Linked DNA regions of Homo sapiens: region 2 is linked to region 1. A link is an interaction called in ENCODE POLR2A ChIA-PET data of the cell type or tissue named here. Cell type or tissue: CD4-positive, alpha-beta T cell. All regions are shown on one strand. Each heading gives the region's core, and the rest is flanking DNA. Links, peaks and the distances in the headings are about the cores only.

What was found. ChIA-PET counts read pairs that join two places held together with the same protein. Peaks named below come from ENCODE experiments on the same cell type or tissue, not always from the same donor. Only the 100,000 strongest peaks of a DNase experiment are listed, where the experiment ranks them.
Region 2: POLR2A ChIA-PET joins it to region 1 with 5 read pairs; 5 of 35 experiments call an interaction of 5 or more read pairs at or near these places.

Annotation. Positions count from the first base shown.
Region 1 is chr14:91,326,800-91,333,693 of GRCh38, reverse strand. All of the region lies in intron 10 of CCDC88C (coiled-coil domain containing 88C), which reads left to right. Among named protein-coding and RNA genes, the nearest start is that of GPR68, 86 kb to the right of the region's middle. RefSeq lists an enhancer at 2,229-2,358. In CD4-positive, alpha-beta T cell, for the core only: no CTCF peak of the experiment used is centred there; a DNase peak (open chromatin) is centred at 2,603; H3K27ac peaks cover 4,128 bases.
Region 2 is chr14:91,450,845-91,458,128 of GRCh38, reverse strand. LOC124903361 (a long non-coding RNA gene) reads right to left here. Exons shown (of 2, transcript XR_007064305.1): 2 at 959-1,443. It overlaps PPP4R3A (protein phosphatase 4 regulatory subunit 3A), which reads left to right. Exons shown (of 15, transcript NM_001366432.2): 15 at 1-621. Among named protein-coding and RNA genes, the nearest start is that of CCDC88C-DT, 36 kb to the right of the region's middle. In CD4-positive, alpha-beta T cell, for the core only: no CTCF peak of the experiment used is centred there; no DNase peak of the experiment used is centred there.

The sequences.
Region 1 (6,894 bases), core at 1-5,000:
TGCCCCCCTTAAAAAAATAACCTTTACTTTTAAAAAACTAATATGTGCGTTATAGGAAACTGAAAAAGGCAAGCGAAGAACAAAGTCCTCCAGAATCGCAAGCAGTTTACAGTTTGCCGTGTCCTTCCGTGTCCTGTGTGTGCACACAGCATCGTTTTACATGGTTGAGAGCATGCAGTATATGTCATGCTTTTTCACACATCATGAATATTTACCAATTCGAAATCCCAAAGCTGTATGAGTATTTTGATAACCAAGAACACACTACACCAACTCAATCTGTTAGGAAAAAATGTAATCCTGCCTTTCTTTGGACATAAATTTCACAGACGACGAAAATGGTAACAGGCTGCTAGATAAAGTTGTTGGCAGAGTTAATGTTAAAATACTATATTCCCTTAAGGCTCGGTTTAAAATAAGGCATAAAGCAACAGGGTACAGTAAGTATATGTTTCGAAGAGAATTCATTAGCAGATCTATACCATTAAAATATTAGCAAGAAGGTTCCATTGAATTACTTAATGTATTCCTATAGTACAGCCAAAAGAGATGCACATACGTCAGTGGCTGTCATCCAAATGGAAATATGAACACATCTGCGTGTGTCTCTCTCTTTATACTTCTTGGATTCCTCCCAAGCTGGAGGAATATGGTTGCAGATGAAGAGAGTGCTTCTTTCCGCACCCCCGACCCCCGCCCGAGGCTCTTCACTCGTGGATTCCCTCCGGAAAGGCAGGGTTTGCAGAGCCAAGGGCCGGTCTGTGGGTGGAGTGTGGCCAGAGGCTTTCTGTGTGGACCTTGAGCCCCAGCAGGTGGGACTGTCTTACTTGACTGCTTGTACACAGAGCCTGGCACACACAAGGCACTTGGTAATCACACCACTCTTTGCTCTGCAGTTACAAGGCTTGCAGTCTCGGGAGGAGGGAAGGGGAGGAATCATGAGTTTTTCGACTCCTTGGGATTGGAGACAGGGCTGTTAGGTGAGATGGGCAGGAGAGCAGAGAGGTTATTGCATTCGTGCCAGCTCGAATTGGTGCAGCACTTGCAGGTACAGTGGGAGACACTGGTGGCCAGGTCCGCCCAGACAGGCTGCCCCGTCTAACCCGTAAAGCACATTGGTGTGCATCACCGAAGGGAGAGCGCATCCTGCCATGTGGGAGGACAAGATAAAGGACCCGGGCTTCAGGGCAAGGGCAGATTAATTTTGGTTACAAAAACATGGAACACAAATGTACATGGTTTGTTTTCAAAAGTCTGGCAGCTATTTTTGCTCCTAGCCTAGCTTACATAAGAGGTGAAAAAACAAAATGAGTAGCAGAGTAGGTGTCCCTCGGTCCAGGAGGAAGCGTGCGGGCGGGCGTGGGGTGTCCCTGACTTCCCTTTGTAAACAGTAGTTCTGCTCAGTGCTGTCCAGGGCATGGGGGTTGCCCTCAGGGCTGTGTGGGAGGAGGACAAAGGCAGAGAACTGGAAGGTTCTCTTTCCCCGTATTTTAAAATTGGCTGAAAGTTTCTACTGCAGGCAAAGGGCAGATGCATAGATGCTGTGTGCATCCTGAGCGGAGTGGATGTGGCCTCTCTCTGCTCCTGTGTGATTTATGGCTCTCTAGGCAGCGCTGGCTCCCAAATAGCCCGAGGGGCAGAGACCTAGCTGGGCAGAGTCTGCACTCAGGGGCAGAGACCTAGCTGGGCAGAGTCTGCACCCAGGGGCAGAGACCTAGCTGGGCAGAGTCTACACCCAGGGGCAGAGACCTAGCTGGGCACAGTCTACACCCAGAGGCAGAGACCTACCTGGGCACAGTGTATACCCAGGGGCAGAGACCTAGCTGGGCACAGTCTATACCCAGCTTGCCAGGTGTTGGGCAAGTCTTGTCCCCATCTGTCAAAGCAGGGGGTGCTCTCGGGCATGTCTGAGACCTTGGCATCCTGTGATGTAGGAGCATGTTTGCAATGGGCTTATTCTGGGGTGCACCTGTCCGTGGGGAGCCTCCCCAACAGGGAGCTGCCCCAAGGAGGTGGGGACCGTGGAATAGATCTCTGCAGTGAGGGGTCAGCCAGAGGGACAGAAAGGGTTGTTGGCCAGCACCGGCCAGTGAGGAACTGGGCTAATGATCATTCTTAGAATGTGTGTCTGTCTTTCTCTCTCCTCTCTCTCGCACGCGCACACACACGTGTGCACATGCACACTCTCCACCCCACCATGGTGACCAGGAACGGGGTGGGGCAGGAGCTCTGCTGTGGCCTGGTCTGCCTTGCCCATGGGGCCTGGAGACAGGGCCCCAGCTCCTCTGCCCTCCTCCACCCTCCTCTGGCCCCAGGCAACATCTCCTGCAGCTCTCAGAGGTCTCAGTCATCTTCAGGAGGAAAAGGTGCTTGGGACATGTTTGTTGATTTGAGTCCAGTGTCTTAGGGCCCCTGAGGCTTTCCCATCTTTAACTTAAAACAGACCTTTCCACTTTCCTCCGATTCTCTCCAGCTGCCTCTCCCTGGGCTCAAAGGCAGACCTGTGTGAAAGCAGTGTCAGCTGTGGGCCCATTTCCCCCAGTCTGGAGCCACCTGCCGTGCCTGCACCGCTCCCCCCACCCCCGCCCCACTTACCAAAGCCACTCTTGCCAGTAAAGGGGCGCTCCTGACATGGACATATCCGGCAAGCACTCCTCAGCCCCAGCCCCTCCTACCACTTCCTCCCTGAGCTTCCACTCTCCCCACTCCTGGACTCACTCTCCCATCGCAGGCCCACCCCTCAGTATCAGGGCCCTCATTCACCCCTTGCCCTCTGCTTCTCCTCTGGGCTTTCTCCAGGGATGGCTCACCTGCCCTGCCGCCTTCCCTTAGCCCACACACATAGACCCTCGAGTCCCAGATCTTAATCCTTGGCTGAGGCTCTGTCTTGCGCTCCAGGCCTCAGTGTACCCGGGTTATCCAGAGACATCTCAAGGCCAGTGTGTTCAGAGTCATTGTCTTTCCCTCCACACCTGCCTGTCCTGTCTCTGGTCTGGAGTCACATCCACTCGGGTGCTCAAGCCAGAGCACAGGGCCACCTTGGTTCTTTGTCTTCCTCCCCATCCCCTCGTCCCAGGTCCAGGTGCCCCTCCTGTTTGTAAGCCTGTTTCTCACCTCCCAGCATGTCCTTGTCCGGAGGCGGGTGTTGAAGAGTGTGGCTCAGCCTCACTGGCATCCTCGCTCATGTTACTCCAGAGTCTGCCTGCGGAGTGCCTCCCTAATGGTCTGGACTGGCCAGTCTGCCTCTGTCTGTCCTGCTGCAGAGGCCTTTGCAGCCACTCTCCATGGCTCCTGGGTAAAACCCACACCGTACCCTCGTCTGCCACTCCCCACTTCAGCTCCCCCAGGACTCCTGGTGCTTTTGCACAAGTGCTTCCTCAGCCCAGCCCCACTCTCTCTTCCGACTCTGCGGCCAGGTCAGGGGTGGGGCGCTGAACTGTGCGGGCTGCGTCTCCCAGCCTCCTGCTCCAGGCTTCCTTGAAACCCCTCCTGACTGCAGGCAGTGCTCATCACGTGGCACTTTCCTGTCTGTTTCCCAACCAGAGTGGGAGCTCTTTGAACACAGGGTCTGTGCCTTACTGACCCCTGGTCCTCTGTGCCCCATGCACCTTGTGGCTCAGGGGTCAGCACATGGCAGTCCCTGGGCAAACCCGGCCCCTGTGAGTTTTTATGAACACAGTTGTGTTGGAACACAGCTAACACCCATTTGTTGTCTCTTTTTGTGCTCCCTCTGTGGAGTTGAGTAGTTGTGACAGAGACTTAAAACCTGCAGAGCTGAAAACATTGCCTGACTGGGCCTTCACATTCTCAGGGTCTGGCCCAAATGAGGTGCACAGTCGGGTCTTTCAGTGAGTGGTAACGACCTTGTGTATCTGTGGAGCTTTCCCCACCTGCTGGGAATGATGTCAGGCCCTAACTGCATCCATGCACTGAAGCCTCATGGTGGCCCTGCAGGTTTAGCAGCCACTGGCAGTTCCTCCCCTCTTTTCAGATGAGGAAACTGACAATTGATTAATTAATAACTTGCCCAGCATGGCAGTTGCTAAGCAGGGGGACCTGGGATGGGAATGACTGTCTGCCTCCAGACCTTGATGCTTGCCTGTGAATGACTTGATGCTTGCCTGTGAATGAACGTGAGCTTCAGCCTTCACAGGAAGGAAGAAATAAAGGGGGTGTGGGAAGTGCTGCAAGAGGGGTACTCCTAGGAGAGGTGAGGGGCTGCCACTGTCTCAGAGGCCGTGGAGGCCTGAGGAAGGGCCCCAGCCTCCAGCAGCTCACGTTAGGGCTGACATGTCACATCATACTTAATCAGGGAATGTCAAGATTCAGGGCACTTACTAAGGACACCCTGAACACAGGGAAGTCTTCTGTTCCCACCTGGAACTTTGTGTCTCCCTTGTTCCTTAATAACTGCTGAGGAGTTGTGATGAGGTTCAGCACACTAAGACGTTGAATAGGACAGACCTGCCGTTTGGTTTAAGGTTTAAGTCCCCCATGCTTCTCAAAGTGGGTGAAGTTTAAAAACAGGCAGGTCTTCGGTGAAGTTCAAGGGATGTCCATGAAGCTGGATGAGCAGGTAGGGTTCAGAGCGGGGGTGATGTTTCCTGGGTGGGTAGGATGTCTGCCTGCCCTGAGTCAGCTGACCCAGACCCTCCCCACTGAGGATGCCCTGGGCCAGCCTCCTGCTGCTATGGCCCCCTTAGGGAACCATACGGCATCGTGGTTGCTACAGAGCTCCCTGGCGGAAGACTGCCTGTTTGTTTGATTCCGCACCCCCTCTGGTGCTGTGTGCTCCTCAGGGGTCAGGAGGCACCCTAGAAGCCAGTTTTTTCTGTTAACATGATAGGTGCTCCGTGGGGAGTGCTGGGGGTGCTCTGTCGGTGTGAGTTGGTGGTGATGGCGGCTGGCGAGTTTGTAGGTCTCAGGCGCTGCGCATGGAGTATTTCACACGCATCATCCGAGCTCCGCGTCACCCTGTCTTTAGGCCCATCGTGTAAAGGAGGAATCCGGGTTGAGAGTGTATGTAGCAGCCCTGGGAATCGGGGCCCGTTAGCTCCCGTGCCTAATCACTGCCCCAAGTCGCAGTGGCAGATTAGAAGTGAGCTCTTGAGCCTCCTGAACTAGCCCTCAGTCCTGGGCTGTGACTTCATGAGTGTGGTCCCCTCAGCTGTTTGCTGGGCTGGGTCGGGCCTTTAAATAGCCTCCTAGGTCACTTGTGGTCAGGGCCACGGTGGGGCGTTCTGGCCTTGGACAGCTACCCAGAGGTGTGGAATCCGGCTTCCCACTCCTCCTCGCCAGGTGCCCGGGGGAGCCCTGGGCTTGCTTCGGGAGCTTGGACACAGCTTCTGGATCTGGCTTCTCATTTCAGAGGTGGTGGTGCAGTGTGCAGGGCACTCGAGATGTTTCTGTTACCTTATGTATAGTGGAGGTTGAAATGGCCAGAAAACCACAGCATGTTTGAGTAGCAGTTAGAAATCTTCTGTTCCATGCCATCTCCCACTCCTGGCCATCTCCATTCATTCCGGGAAGTCTCTGAGTTCTTTAAGGTCCACCTCACATGCCGCCTTTGATTCCTCCCTCCTTGTGGCATGATTTGGCCAAGTAGTGTTATTGAACACTTACGCGAGGCTCACAAGAGCAAAAGCACAACAGTCCTGCCTGAGGTTCCTGGTCTGGGGGAGGAACAGGCCGGCCTGCTGTGGCCTCAGAGCAGACCCAGAACACTAGGAGCCCAGAAGCCTGACTTGGGTGGGACACAGTGAATTCTCAAGCACTTCTCCTAGGGGACAACTCCAGCTGGGTCTTGAAGGCTGAATAGGAGTTGCTTGTGAGGGTGAAGCAGCAGGCAGCCTGTGCGGTGGTTGCTCAGGGCCTGAGGGTAGTGATGCTGGGGAGTGCTGGCGGTGGACCCTGCTGGAACGCTGGTCAAAAGAGTGGGGGCAGTAGCCAGAGAGAAAAGGCTGGGCCTTCTTTCTGCTTTGAAGCCCGTCATTGTGCTCTGGCTTGTGTTATTAGTACAACAGGGGCCTCTCACCCACACAAGCCCCTCGAGGGTGGGCTTCAGGGAGCCGAGGGCAGTGAGGAGAGCACCGGGTCTGCGGCCTGTCAGGCCCCAGCTTTGTACCTCACTAGGTTCGTGGCTTTGAGCTCATTTCTTATTTTTTCTGAATTGGTCTTTCATCTGCAGGAAGGGACTGTCCCTGCCTCCCTCTGAGGGCCACTGTAAGGCAGGACATGGATTGCCTGGGGCAGGGCCAGCCACATAGTAGATGTGGTCTCTGCTGGGCACAGGCAGCGAGAGGAGGGCACGCAGGTGAATCCAGAGACTTAATGGCCAAGCCCCTCACCGCCTGCCAGGCTTTGATCAAAGCTGTGTCCGCTGGCCGGAAAGTGTGTGGCTTCCCCTCCACCAGGAGTCTTGGATTCTGGCCCACATAGGAAGATGAGCACATGGTGGATAAGTAGAAACTCCCAGCCTGGTTCCCAGTGTGATTCGTGAGTGGGACAAACCTCAGACAGCTCTGCCCACCGAAAGAAGCGTACACGTTCCTGGCGTGTGCTGTTTGTAACCTGCGAAGGCATTTGGGGGAAGCTCAGTTCCCCGCCAGATACCGAGCGGTGCTTGGAAGGGCCCAGGAGAAGAGAAGCCAAGAAAGCCCGTAGCAAAGGAACAGTGGAGATGTGCGCCCTGGACTGACTTCTTCCCTTGTGCACATCACTGCCTGTGTCAAAAATAGATCCAGCGCACCCCTCAGCTGTATACATTTGTGGAGCTCACATTTGTGTGGTTTGCTGTGCTGAAACTTAACTGTCTTAAAGACCCCCATTTCCAGGAAACTGCCAAGAACTTTTGTTATCTAAGAGTGTTTGTAAGATACTCAGATAGGAGCAGTG
Region 2 (7,284 bases), core at 1,143-6,142, 120 kb before region 1:
TTTGTGTCATAATTTTTTTGTTTTATTTTGTTTTTGATTTTTTTTTTCCTCCCCTGAGTGTATGCTTAGTTGTTGAGTATATATATTTGGGACCATTAAAACTTTTTTTGATGTAATATAACCTAACGTTGTGCTGGTACCTGTTTTACCATGTGTAATTTTTGTTCTACATCACAGTTCTTAATTTGTTTAGAGTTTTATGAAAGATGGTATAGTTTTTATTGACAAAAGCAAAGTAATCTTACAACTATGTGCATACAAAAGCAATACTATTTTGTGACTAAATATTTTATATTAAAATTTACATCAGCAACTGTCTTGAGAATTCAGGGAAATAGAATGGAATTTAAAACTTCAACAGTTTTGTTAAATCTAGAAACATGAAATTAGTATTCCAAAGAGATTCTGAAATTTCTTTTCTTGGGGAAATGACGGTACATTAAATCAAAATTGAGGATGGATGATTTAAAAACATTTGACTTTTGAATAATAAAAAGAAAAGTGAAGAGTAAGAGAAATTGTATTAGTTGTATGTTTCTTGTTTTTGTTTTTAACTACTCCCTTTGGAATACCAGTTTGACTTGTAAGTGGTGGTTTCTAAATAAATACCTGGCCAGAGGACCATCACCTGTCACCTTATTAAAACAGTATTTTTAAATAGGTTCTTTTTGTTGTCTTAGATGTGATCAAATTATTTCAAGGAAAATGAAAATAATTCTACTTACCCTCACTTTTTAAAGTGAAGAGTTTAGAACTTAAGAATATATTTTCAAATGTGAATAAAACTTCATATCCAGGAAAGGATGCTATTTTAAGTATCATATACTTTAAGAGTATCTAGCAAGCGCTGTGTGCTTCTCTGTCTTGTCTTGTTTATTCCTCAGTAAATTACAATGGTGGTACCAAAAACAAGACTATACTGCATAGTTGGATAGAAAACCAGAAAGTGTCAACTTGCTACAGTCATTAAAAGTTTTATTATTGGCTGATAATTTTTTTTAACAACAAAAACTTTGGGTGCTTAATTATGAGATTATATCTCACTAGAGTATAGATCTAATTAGGAGGCACAAGTTTTGGCTATTAATAATTGAAGTTAATCAACTTATCTTGCAAATAAAGAGAAGAAAAACTCTTAGGATCTAAGCCAATTATATTATGTCTTCCTTTTTTACCTAGAAAGCCCCATGCCAAGTAATGTTTCTGCTTTAAACATATAGTTTAAAACTGACCTTTCTGGATGATTCTTGAAACACTTGTCTTGGTATTCTGCAGGTTCTTAGATTGAGGGAAGAACTTGCATCACTTGATTTCATTTTGTGGTCCAGTATATTAACTGCTGGCCTTCCACAGTTAAGAGATGACTTCTCATTGATGGACTTTTGTGTTCCCTTAGTTATTAGTGATTATGGTTACTGAAATAGAAACCTGACACAAGTGTTCCTAAAACAGGAGAAATGAGGTTAGAAACAGCTTGTCATCTTATGAAGGAATACTGTTAGAAATTGCTAGAAATACAACACTACACACAGTTCCATTGACTCAAAAGTCCATACTTTGTTTCACTCTGTCACCCAGTCTGGAGTGCAGTGGTATGACCATGGCTCACTGCAGTCTTGACCTCCCAGACTCAACTGATCCTCCTCCCTCAGCCTCTCAAGTAGCTGGGACCAAAGGGACACCACCATGCCTAGCTAATTGGTTATTTTTTGTAGAGACGGGATCTCCCTATGTTGTCCTGGTCTCAAGTGGTCCTCCTGCCTTGGCCTCCCAAAGTGCTGTGATTACAGGTGTGAGCCATCATGCCTGACCAAAAGTCCAAACCCTTAATCAAAGATACTATCTTGGTAACTGACACGAATGTAGTTAAAAATTATTTCCCACCTTAACGATACCAATTGGTTCTTTCGGTCATTTTGCAGTGTTTAAAATGAAAACATTTTCACCTCCCAGAGTGAACTCAACAGTTTCTGAAAAAGATTTATAATTATTGCAGGAAACACCTTGACATCTTTTTAATAGAATGATGTGTCTTTTTTTTCTGCCCAATTATACTCAGATCTTGCATCTAATTTTTCCCAGAACTCCAATTTGCAAGTCAATCTTTTTGAATTTGGAAATGCAGGGGAGGCATGGAGCAGGGGAAAACATTCCCTACTATTTGTTCTTAATTAACAATTGGTCATTGTAAAGGCTGCAAGATTAGAATGGCAACAAGTTTAAACTGGAAGATTTTAAGTGGAAATTTTTTCAGGTTGTCAGATTTCTGGTATTTAACCATAAATAACTGCTAAAACAGCATTGTCAGAGTTCTTTTTGGAGGAAAAATTAGGCCCTCAAAATTCTTTTATTCAGATTATATTAACTTTTTCTGACAATGTTATTTCAAGAAAGATTATAGACATTTTTATGTATGGACTATTTACCATTACACTGGGGCTTTGAGAGCATATGAGGAAATGAGAGTCATCAGTATATTGTGATTCCCAATGCTAATTTCAGTTTTTATTTCTTCAGCCTTAATATCTTATTTTGGCTTTGTAGAACGATGAATCTGAAAGAAAACTGTAGAGATCCTGTTTTCAGCTGAGTATGTTAACGCTGGAGTCAAATGTCTCATTTCTTCAAATAGTTCTTGTTGGAGACACAACGTTCCTTGACCCTTTTCAGTCTCCTGGATAAAAGGTTCTTCTTCCATGTACTCAGAGGAAATAGTGGTTACTTCAACATGAGGCCAGATGGGCTTTTGTTTATTTCCTCTGCCTCCTACCATTTCAAAGAAAGTGCTCTGGTATAAGTAACATCCTACCTGCAGGTTTATTGGATCCTTTTTCGTTCTCTATTATTTGACGCTGAGGCAGCATTAGCTACCAACCACTGTTTTTTTTGATATCTTTGTCTTGGTTTCTACACATGTGTTTTAACTTTTTTTTTTTTTTTTTTTTTTTTTTTTTTTTTTTTTGGAGATGGGGCCTCTGTTGCCCAGGCTGGAGTGCAGTGGGGCGAGCACAGCTCACTGCAGCCTTGACCTCCTGGGTTCAAGCAATCCTCTTGTCTCAGCCTCCCGAGTAGCTGGAACTAGTTATGTGACACCACGCCTGGCTGATTTTTGTATTTTTTTGTAAAGACTGGTTTTCACTGTGTTGCCCAGAGTGGTGGTGATAAGAGACAGGGTCTCGCTCTGTTGCCAAGGCTGGAGTGCAGTGGCACAATCATCACTCATTACAGCCTTGAACTGGCCTCAAGCAATCCTCCTGCCTCAGCCTCTCTAATAGCCAGGACTCTAGTAGCTGGGACTACAGGTGCGTGCCACCATGGGTTTTGTTTGTTTTAAGAGATGGGATCTCACTATGTTGCCCAGGCCAGTCTCAAATTTGACGTCTCCATTCTCTACCCCTTCAATGCTGGGATTCATTAGGTTTCCACCTTTGTGCACTCAACTTCCCAAGCTCTGACCAGACCACATTTCTTGTTAGGTCCTTGACACAATCATGCTGTGCTCTAAAGGATCTGCCCTTACCTGCACTGTGCCCCTTTTCTTGACTGCTCTTTTCTCTGCCTTGACTGCTGATGAACTTAAATTCTTTCAACATTCAAAAGTGATCCCCTGATACCCCCACTCATTTCTTGAAGGAAGGGGCTATATCCTTTTCAACTTTGTATCCCTAGCATATAGCATGATACTGAACCCACAGGCAGATTTTGGGTAATCTGAGTAAATGAAGGAAAGACTGAATAATGTGCACACAGAGTACAGACTAGGAAAGCAGCTGATGCTCTTAAAACAGTCAAGAGTTTGACTTATTCTTGACCACAAAATTTCCTATCCTTTGTACCCATGAGCCTTAGGGTAATTCTTTTTTCTTTTGTTAATGAACTGCAGCTAGAAAGAGACCTTAGGGTAATTCTAAAAGCCCAAAATACCCCCTTGGCATAACATTTGTTGCATCAACAATTCCTACAGTCCTGCTTCTTTAAGCTTTCCTGGTTTATTCATCTCTGCCCCAGCACCTCTAACTCCTCAGCTCAGCGTTCATTTTGGTCATAGGTCTTTACCCCTAAGTAGGACTTTCATCACCAGACCTAGTATGAGCTGGTTGGTTCCTCAATACCCGGGCCACAGGCCAGCAGCAGTCCATGGTTAGGAACTGGGCCACACCGCAAGATGTGAGCAGCAGGCAAACGAGCAAAGCTGTATATTTACAGCCACTCCCTATTGCTTGCATTACCACCTGAGCTCCACCTGTCAGATCAGCAGTGGCATTAGATTCTTACAGGACCGCAAACCCTATTGTGAACTGCACATGCAAGGCATCTGTCACTGTCTCCCATCACCCCCAGATGGGATGGTCTGGTTGCAGGAAAATAAGCTTGGGGCTCCCACTCATTCTACATTATGGTGAGCTGTATAATTATCTCATATATTACAATGCAATAGTAGAAATAAAGTGCACAATAAATGTAAGTGCACTTGAATCATCCCAAAACCATCCCCCCACCCACCCTGGTCTGTGAAAAAATTGTCTTCTATGAAACCAGTCCCTGGTGCCAAAAAGGTTGGGGATCACTGCTCTAAAGGAAGGTGAGGAAATAATAATACTTTATTAACCAACCTCCAAGATAATTCTGATTGGCTTATACTGTGAGAGGTAAAAATCTCTCCAAAACTAAGAGCCCAGAAATATTTGGCCTTTGGAATGTTTAGGGTGGCTTTCAACAAAGGTAGAGAATGAAGAATTAGTGAAAACCTTTCACCCAAAACCCCCAATTCAAGCCCTTCAAGGGCCTACTTTGGAAGACTGGAATGGGATAGGGGTTGGGGTGCAAAATAAAAGAGGCTAAATCAGCACTCAGGAAATCCCACAATATGTGTTCCATGCTTGTATGTTGATTGATAAATTGATTCTAAGAACGCTTTTCCTGGTAAGGCAGCAGTGAAAAGTGGACAAAATGGAATAGCAAGAGCATAGAAAGGCCTGGGTTTAAATTCTTACTCTGCTAATAAGATCTTAGGCAAGCTCCTTTAGCCTTGGTTTTCTCATTTGTGATAGGAATAATATCCACAAAACAACATGAGGGCTGTGGAATATATGTGTATATAAAACAGCTATCCCAATGGTAGGTACTCAATAAGTAGTAGCTATTTAATATATATTAATATAGTCCAAACAAGTCTGTAAATTATCTACTTTTAGGAGTCATTCATAGTCTATGCAGTGGGAATTAATATATTGATTAAGATTATACATCCATAAATGGCTGAGTGAGGAACTTGGCAAATCTCTCCCCAAACAGCAACGTTAAAACAGCAAAATTGCCCGGGCACAGTGGCTCACACCTGTAATCCCAACACTTTGGGAGGCCAAGGCAAGAGAATTGCTTGAGCCCAGGAGTTTGAGACCAGCCTGGGCAACATGGCAAAACCCTGTCTACAAAAAATACAAAAATTAGCCAGGCATGATGGTGTGCCTGTAGTCCCAGCTACTCTGGAGGCTGAGGTGGGAGGATCACTTGAGCGGGGGAGTTTAAGGCTGCAGACAGCCATGATCTCACCACGGCACTCCAGCCTGGGTGACAGAGACCCTGTCTCAAAAAACAAAACAGCAAAATTGCCAAAACCAACCATTTCAGGACTGTAGAAATCAACCAAAGACATATAACAAATTAAGAAAACAATCTTGGTGGGCCAGGTGCAGTGGCTCACACCTGTAATCCCAGCACTTGGGGAGGCCAAGGCAGGCAGCTCACTTGAGCTCAGGAGTTCGAGACCAGCCTGGCCAACATGGTGAAACCCCACCTCTACAAAAAATGCAAACATTAGCTGGGCATGGTGGCACATCCCTGTAGTTCCAGATACTCCGGAGGTTGAAGTAGGAGGATGACCTCAGCCCAGGGAGTCAAAGCTGCAACAAGCTGTAATCATGCCACTGCACTCCCACTTGGGTGACAGAGTGAGACCCTGTCTCAAAAAATAATAATCTTGGGTAAGAACAGTGGGAGTCTATCTAGAATTTTGGCCTGGGGCTACTCCCATCCCCCGAAGCCGCCTTACTTCCCCACTCCCAATCCCTCAGCTCAACCAGCTGGGTAGTTCTACTAAGCAGGATAGATTTCATTTGGAGTGGAGGGAAAAAACACACTCCTGCTTGTTCACAGAAGCAGTAGCTTGACCAAGAAAAAAAAGGACTCAGATTATTAACGTCAGAAATAAAAGACACTTGGTTGGGACATTACTACCAACCTTGAAGGTTGGTAGTATGAATAATTGTATGCCAGTAATTAGATAACTCAGATGAAATGGACACATTCTTAGAGACAAACTTCTGAAACTCAAGAAGAAACACTATTTGAAGAGATCTATAACAAGTGAAAAGATTGAATTAGTAATCCAAAAGACTATCCCCACACACAAGAAAACCCTGGAGTCCAGATGGCTTCATTACTGAATTTTACCAATTCTTCACAAACTTCCAAAAAACAGAAGAGGAGGGATCACTTCCCAAGTCATTCTGTGAGATCAGTATTACCCTAATAACAAAATCCAGACAAAGATATCACAAGAAGAGGAAGCTACAAAGTATCTCTGGATATGGTTGCAAAAATTCTCAACTAAATACTAGGACACTGAATCCAGCAACAAAGAATTATATACCATGACCAAGTGGGATTTATCCTAGGAATGCATGGTTGGTTTAACATCTTTAAATCAATTAATGTAATAAGCCATATCAAAAGATTAAAATACAAAACCACATGATTATCTCAATAAATGCAGAAAAAGCATTTGACAAAATTCAACACCATTTCATGATAAAAACACTACACAAACTCAACCAGATAAAGAGCATCTAAGAAAAATCTAGAGTTAACATGATAATGGTGAAAGACTAGATGTTTTCCACCTAAAATCAGAAACAAGAAGTGTCTCTTGCCTCTTCAACATTGTACTGCAGGTATTAGCCAATTTAGGTAAAACAATTAAATGAAAAGCATCAGATTAGAAAGGAAAAAGTAGCTGGGTGCAGTGGCTCATCCCTGTGATGCCAGCACTTTGGGAGTCCAAGGAGGGTGGATGGCTTAAGCCCAGGAGTTCCAGACCAGCCTGGCCAACATGGCGAAACCCCTTCTCTACAAAAAATATTTTAAAAAATTAGTAGCCAAGCGTAGTGGTGCATGCCTGTAATCCCAGCTACTCTGGAGGCTGAGGCAGGAGAATCACTTGAACCTAGAAGGCGGAGGTTGCAGTGAGCTGAGATCGTGCCATTGCACTCCAGCCTGGGCAAC